Linked DNA regions of Mus musculus: region 1 is linked to region 2. Evidence: chromatin loops called from intact Hi-C (ENCODE). Cell type or tissue: heart. All regions are shown on one strand. Links, peaks and the distances in the headings refer to the core of each region. The heading gives the core; the rest is flanking DNA. Region 1 holds the start of Snx8 (sorting nexin 8). Region 2 holds the start of Mrm2 (mitochondrial rRNA methyltransferase 2).

Region 1 (8,326 bases), core at 28-8,027, 58 kb after region 2:
CCTCTTCTGGTATGTCTGAAGACAGCAATGGTGTATACATTAAAAAAAAAAAAAAAAAAAAAAAAGACAGGGTTTCTCTGTGTAGCCCTGGCTGTCCTAGGACTCATTCTGTAGACCGGGCTGGCCTGGAACTCAGAGATCTGCCTGCCTCTGCCTCCCAAGTGCTGGGATTAAAGGCAGGGGTCACTACCACCCAACCAATAAATCTTTAAAACAAAAATAAGGTGACGAGCCATTGAGGAAGAGACTCAATCAAACCAGAGACTGAGTCACACCAGGAAGGAGGTAAAGGAACTGAAATTCATTACTAATCAAGATAATGGATATTAAAACAAAATTAAATGTTCTTAACTCTCTCCATCCGTCCCATTTGAGAATCAAACATAGGACACCCAAGCAGGTCCCTTTGCTGGCTGAGCCATGGCACCAGCCTTCCATCAGTCAAAGACAGCAAGTGTGCAAATCCTAGAAGCCAGCAATTCCACTCCTAGGATATCTTCTTGTGATGAACGCGACATAAGACCCCAAAGATGTCTGCATCCTAGTCCCAGAAAAGGTGATGTTCTTACTTTCACTCAGCAAAAGGAATTAGAATTACAGTGAAATTCGAGGCTGTTCTGAAGTGAACATAAGAACACAAATCTTCATTTTCTGGGTGCCTCCCCTATTCACAGGGGTCCTTAAAAGTGGAAGCAGACAAAAAAGAGCCAGGCAACTTGAAAGAGACATGGAAACCGTCAGCCTAGGGTTGCTGGCTTAGGTAGATGCTATCTACCGTCTGAACAGGGAGGCCAGCCTGTGAATGCTCCATCACGGACTATGGAGGCTGTGACACTTTGTTTTCGGCAAGTGTAACTTGCTCTGGACCACTGACCTCTGCTCACACAAGGTGCAGCCATGTGTGATAGCATGTACCTACAATCTCAGCATCCAGAAGACAAGATACGGAGAACAGGAGGACTATGGGTTTGAGGCCAACCTGAGTTACATAGCAGACACTGTCTCAAAAATAAACAAATAAGGCTGATTGTGGTGGCACATGCCTTTAATCCCTGCAGTCAGGAGACAGAGGCTGACCTCTATGAGCTCAAGACCAGGCAGGTCAGCACACTAAGTTCAGTTCTCCTGAGGACCAATCTCCTGCAGCGTATACACGGTTCACCTTTCGAATAATGGATCTGTGTGCTGAAAACCACAATGAGCCCATTTTCCTCCCAGCAGTTCCAAACCGCTACAAACACAAACACTACTTTACGCATGACTACTACCGGCAGCTCTGAAGGGGTAGCCAAAGTGGAAATCTGCTATGTACCCATAAGTCACACTAGTTAATCCTTTGAGATGTCAAAAATCAGCCAACTGTGAAGGTGGAGGCTACTAGGCAAAAGGTGAGGAGGAAGAGGAGGAGGAGGAAGAGGAAGAGGAGGAGGAAGAGGATGAGGAAGAGGAAGAGGAAGTGAAGTGAAAATCAACCTGTGAAAGTTCGCTGCCTGAGCTCTTTACCTCTGAAAGCAAAGCCATCCTCGGGACCAGGTGAGAGGGCTCAGTGGCTACCTGCATTCACACACACAAGCCCACCCACCTCAAGCTCCATCCCTAGAACTCAAGGAACAGTGGAAGAGAGAAGTGACTCCACAAAGCTGTCCTCTGACTGCCATCCCTGTGCCATGCCACACTGTTCTCAAGAACATCACACACACAAGAATACGTTTTCCCAAGAGTGATTCCCAAAGGTGTTTTGACTCTAGTCCATCCAGCCAAAGGCTCCACCAAGACACACTCCAACTAAGTTTCTTGCAGAAGGAAGAAAATCTCCTTCGCCACATCACCAGCTTGGTGCCAAGTTTCATACATACAGAAGGAAGTGACAGGTTGAAAAACCCATTTTCCTACTTACGTGGCTACTGGGATGGCCTGTCAATCGTGAAGGACTACATGGCTGTGACTAACACACAAGTCACACCACTGCCCAAGATCTGTCAAAAATCTAGACGAAATCCTTCCTAACGTCAGCCATTAGCTGAGTTCTCTAGGAAGTAATATGGAAGATCCCAAATTTGCCAAGAGAGCTCTAACCCATCACCACTGCTACAAGCCACAAGGAATTGCTTTATGAGTCAGGCAGGGGCTCAGAGCACAGGCTCCAGAGCTCTTGCAGAGGACAGGAGTCTGGGTCCCAGCAGCTCTACTGAGTGGCTAACAGGCAGGTGAAACTTTGGCCTCTCGGGAATCTAACACATCTGTCCTCCAAGGGCGCGCGCGCACACACACACACACACACACACACACACACACACACACATACATATACACAGTTAGAAATATTTTTTTAAAAAAGCATTCTTAAAAGGCATAAGTAGCTCTGGATCAGTCTCCCTTTCTCAAGGCGCCCAGGTATAGGGACTTAAGTGGTGGCTCAAACATACAACCTCAAAAATACAATGTTTTACCCAACAAGACCCAAAGACTGTTGACCAACTCCGAGGGGAGTTTCACCTTCTCTCCATTCTTCAGAGGCGTTCATTGACATCCTCCTCCCTCCCCTGGGGTTAAAAGTACTACCCTAAACCCTTCGTCCCAAGAGAAGAACCTGTCTTTCCACCAATGCTCTAGATGGCCATACTCAGCGACACTTGGCCAGACCTGGCTGGCACACACCAGGCCCAGCTCCACCCTTGCGCCTCTGGCCACATGGATGCGTCCCCACAGTCCACAAAGCCGGGGACCCCAGGAAAAAGAGTCTGATACCAAAGACACATCCCTTTCCCTGGACATGGTCACACATGAATATAAACCACTCTCTAGACCACGTCTCCAAAGTGGGGTCAGAAAAGACCCAGGTGCAACTCCACACGGCCGCTCGCTAACGGAGGGCTGAAGAGCAGCGTCCCAGGGAGCAGCGGGAAGAGGCTGGCCCCAAGAATGTCCACCCCCCCACCCCGGCCAGGCGAGGTGTGGCACTGACAGGTGGTCCCCGAGTGTGAAGCACTTGGCTCTCCGCACAGGGCCATCGGGCCGCGTGCCCTACCTGTCGCCGGCGGATCCGCCTCCTCGTCAGCCTCCGCCTCAGCAGCTGCAGCGACTGCCGGCGAGGGCAGCGGGTCCATCGCGCGGCCAGTCATGTGAGCCCGCTCGCCCACGTGACTTCCTCCCGCGCCCGCCCGGCCAGCCCCGCCCACGCCAGCTCTTGTCCGGCGTGGCCACGCCCATGCCAACCTCGCCACGCCCCTCCGCTCACCCCAAGCAGTAAGACCACGCCCCTACCCACGAGCCACGCCCCAACCACGTGGCCGCGGCCGGGGCAGCGTTCAGCAGCTCTGGTCCAAGACTGAGTGCTAGCGCGAGTACCGCCCCAGCTGCTTAGTGCCACCTCCCTCCAGTGCGCACCCACCTCCCCGCTCTTAGCCAGCAGCTGTTACTCATCTTCTTGCCCACCCTCTGACCCACGCTGCCATTCATTTTTGCATTCGCTTGCCCACTCACACATGCTCTGTGAATTCCGGGGCAGCCCCTGTGAAAGGTGCTACGGACATTAGAACAGTGTTCTAGTACCTTCTGGGATTTGGAGCGTGAAACATGGCTAGAGAGTAGGTCTTCTGACTATAATAGGTCTCTGAAGATTACTGATGAGGAACAACATTCCATAATTGTTTGCAGATAACCAGGCCATTCTCCTTTCTGTTGGGGATTGAGCCCATAGGCTCCCACATGCTGAGCTGGCCCTCTACCACTGTGCTATGTATCACCAGCCCTTTATTATTTATTTGTATATTGTTGGAGATAGGGTCTCAATATATAACCCTGGCTGTCCTGGAACTCACTATGGCTAGCCTCAAACTCAAAGATCTGCCTGCCTCTCTCTCCTGAGTGCTGGGATTGAAGATGCACACCAGGACGTTGAGCTTTATGTATTTATTTTGACTCGGGGTCTAGTTAGCCAGGCTAGCCTTGAACTCACTCTGTAGCTAAGGCAGAACATCCTCCTGCCTCAGCCTCCCTAGGAGCTAAGTTGAACATACATACCTCCAGGCCTGGCCCTCTGACTGACAGAGGGAAGCAAGGATGTAAGAGCACACAGGAGCAGTGTCTGACCCGGGGCTGAATATGAGGACTGAGTCTAGAACTGCAGGAGGAGGAAGAGGAGGAGGAGGAGGAGGAAGAAGAAGAGGAGGAGGAAGAGAGAGAAGAAGAAGAAGAAGAAGAAGAAGAAGAAGAAGAAGAAGAAGAAGGAGGAGGAGGAGGAGGAGGAGGAGGAGGAGGAGGAGGAAGAGGAGGAGGAGGAGAACAAGAAGAAGAAGAAGAAGAAGAAGAAGAAGAAGAAGAAGAAGAAGAAGAAGAAAGGAAAAAGAAAGAAGGAGAAAAAGAAAAAAGAAAGGCAACCTAAACTGCATATAGATACATTATCTCAAGTAAAGGAAAAGCAAAAAAATATCTGGGAGAAGAAGAGGGTTATTAATAAGACTCCATCAGAACAGTTGGGTGTGGTGGCGCACACCTTTAATCCCAGCACTCGGGAGGCAGAGGCAGGTGGATTTCTGAGTTTGAGGCCAGCCTGGTCTACAAAGTGAGTTCCAGGACAGCCAGGGCTACAGAGAAACCCTGTCTCGACTCCATCAGGGAAGGCCTTTCTTATTTCACAGTAAAGACCTCGCCTCTCCAGATATTGATGTCTAATGATTTCCATGGAGTGGACTGAAGGCTCCAAGGTTGGAGCCCTAGGATGCCTCTCAGTCTCCCTGCTGGTGCCTCTAAAGTTTTTAAAGCCCTAAGCTTGGCTGTAGCTGCGTCTAGTTCCCTTTATTTTCCAGGACTACAATCTATTGTGTAGAAGTGTAACAGAGCCCCAGATCTTAGCTCCATCATGGAAGGAGTATCCAGGCTATAAAACTCAGCACAAAACACCACCTGCCAAAAATGAAGACCTGATCCATCAAAGCCCATAGTTCTGGGAAAGTGCTAAGCTTGCTTTTCAGCTTCTGTAGTTCTGCTTCTGGCTAACTGTCCTTGTTAACCGAAATATGTCAACCCAGACATATTTGGTTTTCATGCTTAAAAGCTCACCCTAAGAGAGGTTCAGTGTGACACTGGGATCCCGTCAGTGTAATCCCCAGTGGGCTAATACTTTCTATTGGCTTAAGCCTAAGCCAGAGCAGTCTTCTCTGGCAAACACCCCACAGCAAAAGTGGTTCAAAAGTTTGGGTAGAGCTGGGTGTGATGGCGAACGCCTTTAATCCCAGCACTCAGGAGGCAGAGGCAGGCGGATTTCTGAGTTTGAGACCAGCCTGGTCTACAAAGTGAGTTCCAGGACAGCCAGGTCTATACAGAGAAACCCTGTCTCGAAAAACAAAAACAAAAGAATTAAGGTTTTTGTATGTTTTGGAAAACAAGGTCTCTTATAGTCCAGGCTGATCTCAAACTCTCTATGTAATTGAGGATGACCTTAAACTCATGTGAGTGAGTGAGTGTGTGTGTGTGTGTGTGTGTGTGTGTGTAGAGTTTGGAGGACAACCCCTAAGATTTATTCCCCCTCAGGAGCCATCCATCTTGGACATGTAGGCTGTCTGGCCAGCAAGCTCCAAGGATGAGCCTGTCTTCTCTGAAACTACAACTCCCACCATACTTAGCTTTTTCCTGCAGGATTGATATCTTCATGCCTGCATAGCAAACAGTTTCCTGGCTGAGCTTTCTGCCCAGCTCCTTGAATAGTTCTGTTCCTCCTGTCTCCAACTGCTTTGTGCTGACAGTACAGGCATGGACCGCCACTCACAGTTTTGTAAGGAGATGGATGGAAGGATGGATGGATGGATGGATGGATGGATGGATGGATGGAAGCAAGGGATTTAAACATGCTGGCAAGACGTTCTGCTAAATGTCATAAGCTTTTTTGGTATTTGTTGTTGTTGTTGTTGCTTGTTTTTTAGTACAATACCTCTAGTGATAGAAATATCTCTTTTAGGGCTGAGTGTCTGAGGTCTCTCATTCCCTACATAGCATCTGACTTTGGCTGCGTGGTCTCGTATTGCATCAGTCGGGCCCTTTGCCCACCATTCTTTGAAATTCAGGTGTTGCCTTTCTGTATTGGCCCTGCCTTTGGCCTAAAGCACTAACAGGCAGCTAGAGAGCTCTGGGTTCCGGCTGCTATCAACTGGGACCTGGAGAGATAGTTTAGGAGTTAATGGCAATGGATTTCTTCTAAAGGACCCAGATTTATTCCTAGTGCCCACATGGTAACTCCAATCCGAGGAAAACTAACTCCTCTTCCTGTCCTCAGAAGACACTGCAAGAGTTTATGTAATGCACAGTCATGCATGCAGGCAAAACACCCATACACATAATATAATAAATAAATTTTAAAAATAAATAGATCCGGGTGTGGTGGCGCACGCCTTTAATCACAGCACTTGGGAGGCAGAGGCAGGCGGATTTCTGAGTTCAAGGCCATCCTGGTCTACAAAGTGAGTTCCAGGACAGCCAGGGCTACACAGAGAAACCCTGTCTCAAAAAACCAAATAAATAAATACATAAATAAATACATAAATAAAGCTAATTTTGGTTTCATAACAATGTAAAATAATTTTCAAATTTGAGTTGTTGGTTTTAAACGGTCTCTCTTTAAACTTAGGACACCTCACAGTCCCAGCACACCAGGACCCCTTTCAGCCATGCAAGCTACAAGAGTTCTGCATATGGACACCCAGCAGCTTCCTCAAGCCACAGTGAAGATCACAAGATCCTATGACTCTTAGTGTTTCCATCTGATGGCTACTTCCTTCCGCCAAACTGGCTTCCTTTCAGCTGCCTTCAAATGATACACTCAGCACTTTGCCTGCGTACATACACTCTCAACACACACACAGATCATTTCCTGGCTTTTGGCTCATACTTTGTCTCCTGAAGATGGTAAGATTTTTGGTTTTGGTCTTTTAAGACAAGGTCCCATGTATCTCTGGTTGACCTTTAACTCATTGTGTAGCTGAGGATAACTTTGTATTTATGATCCTTCTGCTTTTACCTCCCCATGGACTGGTATATAGGAATGCACCACCATGTCTGGCTCACATGGTGCTGGGGATGGAACCCAGGGCTTTGTGTACACCAGGCAAGCATTCTATCATCACCTGAACAGCCCCTACCTGCATCTGTGGTTGTGTCTCTTCTCAAGGTAGCCAGTCAGAAGCCAGGAAGAAATCTAACAGAGGTCAACTAAAACATCAAATCACTTGAGCCCCCTAAATCTTAGATTTTTTTTAAAGGAAAAATAAACATTAAAAGAAGCACTTGTGAAGTACCGTGCCAAATGCCTGGAATTCTGGAACTCACAATCAGGAATCCAAATCCATCCACCACAGTATAACCAGTGTGAGGACGGCCTGGGCTGCGTGAGATTCTCCGCCACCATCCTGTAAAAAGAAGGGCCTTGTAATAAAACCCCGCCTCTGAGACTACTGGGATCCTCTCCCTAGCCCTTGAGAGGCAGAGGCAGGCAGATCTCTGTGAGTTAGAAGCCAGCCTGGTCTACAGGACAGCCAGGGCTACGTGGAGAGACTTTGCATCAGGAAAGAAGGAAAGAAAGAAAGAAAGAAAGAAAGAAAGAAAGAAAGAAAGAAAGAAAGAAAGAAAGAAAGAAAGAGAGAGAAAAGGAAGAAAGAAAGGAAGCCAGCCAGCCTCACAGATTTGTCTAAAGGCAATCTGACAGAGGTGTTTTCTCAATGGAGAATCTACCCAGATAACCCAGCTTGTGTCAAGTTGACAAAAAACAAACAAACAAAAACAAAAACCAAAAAACCCTACTCAGCACTGGTAGCAGATAGACTTCAGCTAATGGCTGGCTTTGCTGTGTTTAACCTTGCATGTCTCCCAAGTGTGGGAATTAAAGAAGCTTGCTTTGTTCTCTACCTTTTGTGTTCTTGATTATTGGTCTCTTTGTCTAAGGCAGTAGTTCTGAACCTTCCTGATGCTCCAGCCCTTTGAAACAGTTCCTGATACTTTAAAACAGTTCCCCGAGTTGTGGTGACCCCAACCATAACATTACTCTAATTGCTACTTCCTAACTGTGTAGTTTTGCTACTGTTATGAGATGCAATGTAAATATCTGATATGCAAGGTACCTGATATACGACCCCCAACCGCGGTCTATGGGATGCTCTGGGATCTCTTTCCTGAAACAAGGGGAGGCTTCCTTTGAAGTCATCTTTTTTTTTTTAAGATTTATTTATTTATGTATATGAGTACACCACTACTCTCTTCAGACACACCAGAAGAGGGCATCAGATCTCATTACAGATGGTTGCGAGCCACCATGTGGTTCCTGGGAATTGAACTCAGG
Region 2 (8,326 bases), core at 93-8,092:
GTGTACACTTGCCATCCCAGCACTTGGGAAGCAAGGCAGGAGGACTGTGGGCTCATAGCCAGCCTGGGTTATAGTGACACTCAACCTCACAAACAGACAAGTAAACAAAAGCCAGAAAAATAAAATCATGATAGAGAAGACTGCTTTGTTTTCAGCATTTAAAAGCCTTGGAAGGAAAGGGTTTCTTTGCCTCACTCATCCCAACCACAGTCCATCACTGAAGGAAATCAAAGTGGGTTCTCGGGGTGGGAACCTGGAGGCAGCAGCAACTGGAGACGGGGAGTGGGGTATGGATGACTGGCTTGTTCCTCAGTCCTGCTCACCCCGCTTTCTCATACAACTCAGGCTACCTGCCAAGGGATGGCAGCACCCGCACAGGGCTGGGCCCTGCCACGTCAGTCACTCATCAATGTCTCCCTGGCTCAGCCTGTGAGCCGATGGAGGAATTCCACAGTCAGATTCTTTCTTCCCAGACAAATTGCCAAAAACTAACAGTACCAATATATCTGTTCATATTGTGTGCAGCCTGCGTGTGCGTGCACGCGCTCTCGCTGCTCTGGGGTCCCGGATGCTGCACTCAGACTGTCAGGCTTAGCAGCAATCCCCCTTTCCTCACTGCGCCATGGCGCTGCCCATTCTTAGCACTTTTTCACGGCCCTTGAAAATATTTGCTTATCTCTTTAAAAGCAGAGGTGCCTTGGGGTGCTGGTCATATCCACAAGGCAGCTTGAATCCACGCTCCTCCGGAAGCACCCCCAGAATGGCAGGGCAGACTCACGGCCTCCTGGTGCCCTTCCCCCCACGGTACTGGGTGGCTAACAGGTACACCTCCGAAGACTCTTTCCTGCTGGCCTCCGGTTTCACCACCCTTGTGCTCTGGAATTCCTGGGTCAGTCTCTTCTGCAGCAGGTGGCTTTTACTTCCGGCCCAGGTTTTACACAGCAGTGTCCCTCCGGGATGCAGGATGTCCACAGCCATGTCCACAAGGGTAAGGCACAAGCTGATGAGCTTATCGTGATCGAGGTCTCTGATCCCAGTGGCATTCGGTGCCATGTCACTCAGAATCACATCTGCTCTCCTGCTGGGAAGCAGTTCTAGAATCTTCTGGAAAGTTCTGGGGTCAGTCACATCAGCAGGGCATAGAAAAGTTGCTCCCGCCAAAGGGAATATGTGAAGGAGATCGACCCCAAGCACAAAGCCCACAGGAGAGCTGGAATCTAAGGAAGTAACACAATGTGTTATTAAACCATGAATCTCCCTACCAAAAAACAAGTCACAAAAGGCAGTCAGGCACCCATGCATGTATGTGCGCAAAAGACCTTTGGTATGAAGGCACATGAGTTAGATGTAATAATGGCACAGGCTATAACCTCAGCACTTTGGGAGCCTGAGGCGGGAGGACTGTCACAAGTTCAAGGCTAGTTTGAGCTACCAAGTGAGATCTCGTCTCTCAAAGTTGAAAAATAAGTAAATAAATAAAGACACGTAGTAGAGTGTAGGGTGTCCTCTACTCCCCCTGGCATAGCTGGGGAAGTTGAGACCTAGAAAGGAAATGGCCTTGCCATCGTGGAGAGTGACAAGCCGAGGTGAACCGCAGCCAAGGTGCTGAATCCCACTTCACTGTCAGTTCACTACCCCAGGCTCCCCTCCCACAGAAGGACTCTTCTTCCAAATGATTTTTTATTTTATTTAGTATGCGTTGGTTCTAAAATGGGAATCTTAGTAGGTAGCCCAGGCTAGCCCAAAACATAATAAGTTCCTGACTTAACCCAGTGAGTACCTGAGGTTACAGGTGGGCACCACCATACCCAGCTCCCAACAATCCTTTTTGGTTTTTAATGTTTGTTTGCTTTTTATTCCTTGAGACAATCTCACTATATAGCCCAGGCTAGCCTCAAATTCAGAGAACTGATGCCTCTGCCTCTAAAGGGCTAGAACCATGTGAGACCATGCTCTACTGTTTTGTCTTCCAGATGTATTATTTATTTACATATGTGTGAATGTGCACTCAAGTGCAGGTACCTGCCCAGTTCAAGGCCTGGATGTGAAATCACGGAGGCTAGGGGCTGCCTGATGTGGGTGCTGGGAACTGAACTTGAGTCCTCTCTGAGAGCCAAGCCCTTCATTTTTGGCTCTTGGTTCTTTGAGAACTGTGTGACTCAGGCCTGGGATTCCTGGTTCTCCTGTCTCTACCACCAGAGGGCTAGGGTCACAGGTATAGCCACCACAGCTGGGCAATGTCACAGATGCAGCTGTTTTTTCGCTTTTTCTCTTTCCTATTTGGGCACCATTTCACACACACACACACACACACACACACACACACACACACAGTACACAGCCTATCACATTCCCAGAGTAAGGAATCCAGTGGCCCCAGTGGGACCTCCAAGAGCTCCTAGGCTTCAGGGACACATTAGTAGTCCTGTCCCCAAACCCTGCTGTCTTGGAGTTTCTACTGCTGTGATGAAACACCATAACCAAAAATCCAGTTGGAGAAGAAGGGGGTTACGTGACTTACACATCCATATCACTGTCACTGAAAGAAGCCAGAACAGGAACTCAATCAAGGCTGGAGCCTGGAGGCAGGAGCTGCTGATGCACAGGCCATGGAGGGTGCTGCTGACTGGCCCGCTCCCCTGGCTCGCACAGCCTGCCTGCTCCCCTGGCTCGAAGAGCCTGCTTTCTTACAGGGCCCAGACCCCCAGCCCAGGTGGAAACCTTTTCCTACTCACAGTGTCTGGTTATGGTGCTTATGACAGCAACAGAAAGCAAAGGAAGCCATTATTGTTTAGTTTTCTGGGGCTTTTTGTTTTGTTTAGAGAAAGGGACATAGTGCGAACCCAGGCTGTCCGCCAACTCCTGTGGTTTTCTTCTTTGTTCTTTTTTAAACATTTTGCTTATTTAATCATGTATGTGAGAGGGTATATAAGCAAGTGAGCACACGCCACGGCACATTTGTGGAGTCCACACAGCAACTTTCTGGTGTCAATTCTCCCGTCCACAGTGTAAATCCTGGGGCGAGAACTCAAGCTTGTCAGCCTTACCGGCATGCACCATTCAACCACCAAGCCAGTGGGTCACAGCCCAGAGTGAGAACCACTGCTGACTAACCCATCTTCATAGCATCACCACCACCCTGTGCTCCCTTCCCAACCCCCTACCTCTGCCCTTTTTTTTTTCTCTAGTACAGACATACCATGTAGCTGGGATGACCCTGAACTTCTAATCCTGCCTCCACCTCGTAGGCCTGCGGGGCCTGACTTTACTTAGCAGCTGTGTCCTGTACCCAGCCTGTGTCGTATTTCTGTAACTCTCATCTCTAAACCTACTTAGAAAGAGCCTCAAACAATGTCTCTAGGTAAGAGCTGCTCACTAGCAGTAGTCAGAGGAGCTGGGAGTCCAGCAGGTCCCACCTGCGCCTGTGGCATTGACGCGCTGCACTGCCACCTGACTCCAGGCTCCCGGAGCTGCCCCGCAGTCCAGCACCCGGAGACCGGGCCTCAGGATCTGATGCTTCTCATTCATCTCCAGGAGTTTGAAGGCACTGCGGCAGCGGTAACTCTCCACCTTTGCGGCCTTCACAAACGGATCCTTTAGATGCCGCGTGAGCCACAGGTGCTCAGCGCCGGTCCGGCCCCTGTAGTGACACACTGCTGTGTGTAACCTCCGAACCTTAAGGGGAACGCCTACCAGCTTCAGATGCCTGAAATGACGAAAAAAGAGTTAGCGGGTGGGCATTACACAGAGAGGCAAGAAAGTCTTGGTTCAACCTTTTTGTTTCTGCATATGTATGTGCGATATGCATGCACGCATGTGTATTAGCATGTATGTGCACATGTGTCTGCCTGTGTATGGGGGTCCAAAGTAGAGAAGGGACGTCCCCTTCGCTTGCTCTCTACCTTATGTATTGATGTAAGGTCGCCAACCTGCCAGTCTATCTCGCCAGCTTTCTCCAGGGACCCCTTTTCTCTGCCTCCCCAGCACTGGGGTTACATTTGGTCAGCACACATGTCCAGTATTTTGTAGGCTCTGGGGATCCGAACCCCAATCCTCCCGAATGCACAGCTTTATCCACGGAGCCCATACACCTATTTCTATGTTGCAAGCCTCACTCACTCACGTCTGTACATGAATAAACATCGTACACCCGTGTCCCGCTCCCCGGGACGGAGGTCGCCAGCACCCCTCTGCAACACAATTCACTGAGCTCCCTACTACTGTCATCCACTCCGTTCCTGTATGCAAAGACGTCCTTTTAGCGCAGGCAGACGCCGTAACTCACTCACCCGGCCATTGCTGCTTGCTGGTGGTTTCCTCCCGCCGCCGGAAGTCCCGCCCTCGCTTCCAACGCGAGGCTCCGCCCCGGGAAACTTTGGCTGGGGCGCGAAGGTATGGATGGTCCCGGGCGAATGAGATCTGGGTGCGGGAGAGACGCTGGAGGTCGGGAGTGGGGTGCCAGGGAAAATCTGGGGAGAGAAGGGGTAGAAGGACTAGAGAGCAGCTTCAAACCCACCAGGAAAACTGGGGTACTGGGCAGGCCTGAGGTCGGGAAGACCAGGGAAACTACAGAGAGTAGGGAGCAGAAATGAGAGGGAGAGGGGACCTGGGCGGTAAGCTGATGCATGGGCAGTTTGCAGCCTGTCTGTACCGGCCATAGCCCCTGGGAGGGGAGGCTAGGGAACGGCATTTGCAGAGTGCCCCCTGCAGGCAGGTTCTGGGCTCTGCACTCCATGTGCATTGTCTCCAACACCTGCAACACTTGACCTCAATTCAGACCAAAGGTTGTCCAAAGTTCCCTGACACACATCCGATTTACCACCTATCACAGCTACCAGGACACCCTTGTTTGCTTCTAGGCTCTGCCATTTGACCTCGGAGCACTAGTTTTCGCCTCAGAAACGAAGAAAGTAAGTCTTAAACTCTGTTCTTAGTCTTTTTTTTTTTTTTTTTACTTTTTTTATTAGGTATTTTCCTCATTTACATTTCCAATGCTATCCCAAAAGTCCCTCATACCCTCCCCCCCACTCCCCTACCCACCCACTCCCATTTCCATTGCAAAGGGAAACAGTATGGGGACTCTGTTTGAAGCAATGCCAATCAACAGAGCCATAGCCACACCCATTCTACCTGATTCCAATCTATGTCCTCACTGCTCATTTCACTGAGACAAGGAGCTGAGCACGCTGGTGCACGCCTGTCATTCTACACTCAGGTGGTTGAGCGGGAAGATTGTGAGTTTAAGTCCAGAATGGAGAACATGGCACAACTCTGTCTCGTTTAAAATCCTTGCAAAACAAATCACTCATCTGTATGGAATGTGAGGACATTTGTCATCACTCCCTACATGAAAACAATTTACATAGTTTGCATGTAAAGTGGGCCGGAGGATGTCTGTAAGTTACAGGCAAATATGCCATTTCAAAGAAGTGATTTCATCATACTTTAATCCCAGTATCCATGGAAGGGTAAGGTATCCTGGTATCTGTGGATATGAAAGATATCCTGTGGATATCCTGTGGCTATGAAAGACAGCTGTATACAGCCGGTGCTTAATAAGAGATGGCTGACTTTGCTGAGTCAGGAAGCCAGAGGCTCAGGCACAGGCAAGTCAGAACACAGGCCAATGCTAAGCCCACTTCTTCTCCTGACTTACCTCAGCACCAGGCCTAAGCTTCCGGGTCCCTTTTCTTTCCCTTTCTTCTTATTCTGTTTTTAAATTTTAACTTATATTGTGCACATATAGGGTTGTTGGATTTTTTTATTCGAGAACGTATAGGGTTTTAAAAATATTTATTTTGGGGGGCTGGTGAGATGGCTCAGCGGTTAGGAGCGCTGACTGCTCTTCCAAAGGTCCTGAGTTCAAATCCCAGCAACCACATGGTGGCTCACAACCATCCGTAATGAGATCTGATGCCCTCTTCTGGAGTGTCTGAAGACAGCTACAGTGTATATAATAAACAAACAAACAAACAAATAAATATTTTAAAAAACCATCCAGAGGTGGTGTATAGCTTTTAAAAAATATTTATTTTTTATGTTCATTGATGCTTTGCCTCCATGTATGTTTGTGTAGGGGGCCATATCCCCAGGAGCTAGAATTACAGACAATTGCAAGCCACCATGTGGTTGCTGGGAATTGAACTTGGTGCCCCTGGAGGAGCAGCCAGTGCTCTTAACCACTGAGCAGCCATCTCTCCAGCTGGAATACAGGAGTTTTGTTAACATTTATACTATATGTGTGCCTGGTACCCAAAGACGCCAGAAGAGGGCATCAGAACAGAGTTAGACAGTCGTGAGCCACCATGTGGATGCTAGAAATGGAACCACAGTCCTCTGCAAGAGCAGCTAGTCCTCCTAACCACTGCCATCTCTCCAGCCCTTGTTCAAGTTCCTTTTCTTATACACTGCAGCCTCTTAGGAGGGTCCCAGTTTCTGTATACTGCCTTAGCCAGTTGAGGCCTAGGAAACAATAAAATAAGACGCTTTGTCTGGGGGCTGGAGAGATGGCTCAGTACTGGGAGTATGGCTCAGTAGTAGAGCCCCTGCCTAGAATCCCCCAGTGAGGGGCTGGGGTATGGCTCAATGGGAGAGCATTAGCCTAGCATGCTCAAGGCTTTGAGTTCTTTCCCCAGCACTGTAAATACATACATACATACATACTTATATACATGCATAAAAATATAAATGAAAAGGGGACCTCAAAGGCACATTTGTACATGCCCTGCTAAGCCACAGGGTGTATATCCTGTGACTGTGTATTTAGCAGGTCATACCATCCACCTCTCCCAGAATGTATCTCCCTCCCACCTGGCCACAACAGAACTCATATGATGCATACTCTAACAGACTACAGACCAATCAAACCACATTTTCCCATCCTCTTAACAGGACCCAGGAGAGCATGAGCACCTCCAGGCTTTATACCCTTGTGCTAGTGCTACAGCCTCAGCGAGTTCTCCTGGGCATGAAGAAGAGGGGCTTTGGTGCTGGCCGCTGGAATGGCTTCGGGGGCAAGGTGCAGGAAGGAGAGACCATTGAGGATGGGGCTAAGAGGTGAGAAGAAGGGAAGTCTGACCACAGAGCCAGCCTAGCTGGGGATGAAGCCCAAGAGAGTAGGAAATATACCCTTAAGACTGACCGATGCTATGTAGACCATGCTGGCCTTGAACTCGCGGAGATCTACTTGCCTTTACTTCTAGAGGGCTGGGATTAAAGGCCTAGGCCAGCATACCTGGCTTTTAAATTTTCTTTAAGGGTCTGGGTTTTTTTTTTTTTTTAATATGCATTGGTGCTTTGCCCACATGAATGTCTGTATGAGGGTCCTAGATCCACTGGAACTAGAATTATAGACAGTATGAACTGCCATGTAGGTGCTGGGAATTGAACCCCAGTCCTCTGGGAGAGCAGCCAGTGCTCTCAACTGCTAAACCACCTCTCTAGCCTCCTTAAAGGGTCTTTCTGCATATTCCAGGTGGCCTTTAATTATGTAGCCCAGGTTGGTTTCAAACCCCAAACTTTCCTGCTCCAACCTCCTTAGTGTTGGGATTACAAGTGTGTAATCCCATGTCTGAATTTATGAAGTTCAAGTCATTTCTCAACTAGTTATAGCAATGCCTCTGCACGCTGTCCTCCTGGAATACGCAGGTCACAAGTCCTGGGGCTGCTGTCCCGTGCCCCTGTCCCTTGCAAGCATGGACGCCATGTTCATGAGCTAGCTAATGCCCACGTCCTTCCTTACCTGTCCAGAGAGCTGCTGGAAGAAAGTGGTCTGAGCGTGGATACACTGCACAAGGTAGGCCACATCTCGTTTGAATTTGTGGGCTCTCCTGAGCTGATGGACGTGCATATCTTCTCGGCTGACCATGTGCACGGGACGCCCACAGAAAGTGAAGGTGAGCCATGGGCAGGGAAGGATGGGTACCCAGACTCACTTGCCAGCCTAGGAGAAAGGAACCAACCCTTGCCAAGTATAGGCACCAAGCCTTTCTATCTTTGCTTTGCGTCTGAACCAGGGGCAGCCAGGCAGAGCAGACTTGTAGCGTGGGGATGAGTCAATTTCTTTCTTTTCTTTTTTAAAAAAGATTTATTTATTTATTATATTTAAGCACACTGTAGCTGTCTTCAGACACTCCAGAAGAGGGCGTCAGATCTCATTACAGATGGTTGTGAGCCACCATGTGGTTGCTGGGATTTGAACTCAGGACCTCTGGAAGAGCAGTCAGTGCTCTTAATCACTGAGCCATCTCTCCAGCCCCAGTACATTTCTTTATTTCACAGATTATGGAAATGAGCCAAATATTGGTACATGCATTTTTATCCCAAC

The links. Peaks named below come from ENCODE experiments on the same cell type or tissue, not always from the same donor. Only the 100,000 strongest peaks of a DNase experiment are listed, where the experiment ranks them.
Region 1: it touches region 2 in a loop (2.0-fold over the local background); 19 of 42 quality-filtered maps call a loop at or near these places.

The regions. Positions count from the first base shown.
Region 1 is chr5:140,386,120-140,394,445 of GRCm38, forward strand. It overlaps Snx8 (sorting nexin 8), which reads right to left and starts at 3,189. Exons shown (of 11, transcript NM_172277.3): 1 at 3,029-3,189. The coding sequence starts at 3,122. In heart, for the core only: no CTCF peak of the experiment used is centred there; DNase peaks (open chromatin) are centred at 3,202 and 6,772; H3K4me3 peaks cover 1,918 bases; H3K27ac peaks cover 1,601 bases; H3K27me3 peaks cover 396 bases.
Region 2 is chr5:140,327,564-140,335,889 of GRCm38, forward strand. It overlaps Mrm2 (mitochondrial rRNA methyltransferase 2), which reads right to left and starts at 4,335. Exons shown (of 3, transcript NM_026510.1): 1 at 4,290-4,335; 2 at 3,417-3,706; 3 at 111-1,217. The coding sequence starts at 4,297. The coding sequence ends at 775. It overlaps Nudt1 (nudix (nucleoside diphosphate linked moiety X)-type motif 1), which reads left to right and starts at 4,297. Exons shown (of 5, transcript NM_008637.2): 1 at 4,297-4,392; 2 at 4,860-4,910; 3 at 6,892-7,056; 4 at 7,750-7,895. The coding sequence starts at 6,905. In heart, for the core only: CTCF peaks have their summits at 4,700 (motif pointing left), 6,237 (motif pointing right) and 6,437; a DNase peak (open chromatin) is centred at 4,358; H3K4me3 peaks cover 1,757 bases; H3K27ac peaks cover 1,514 bases.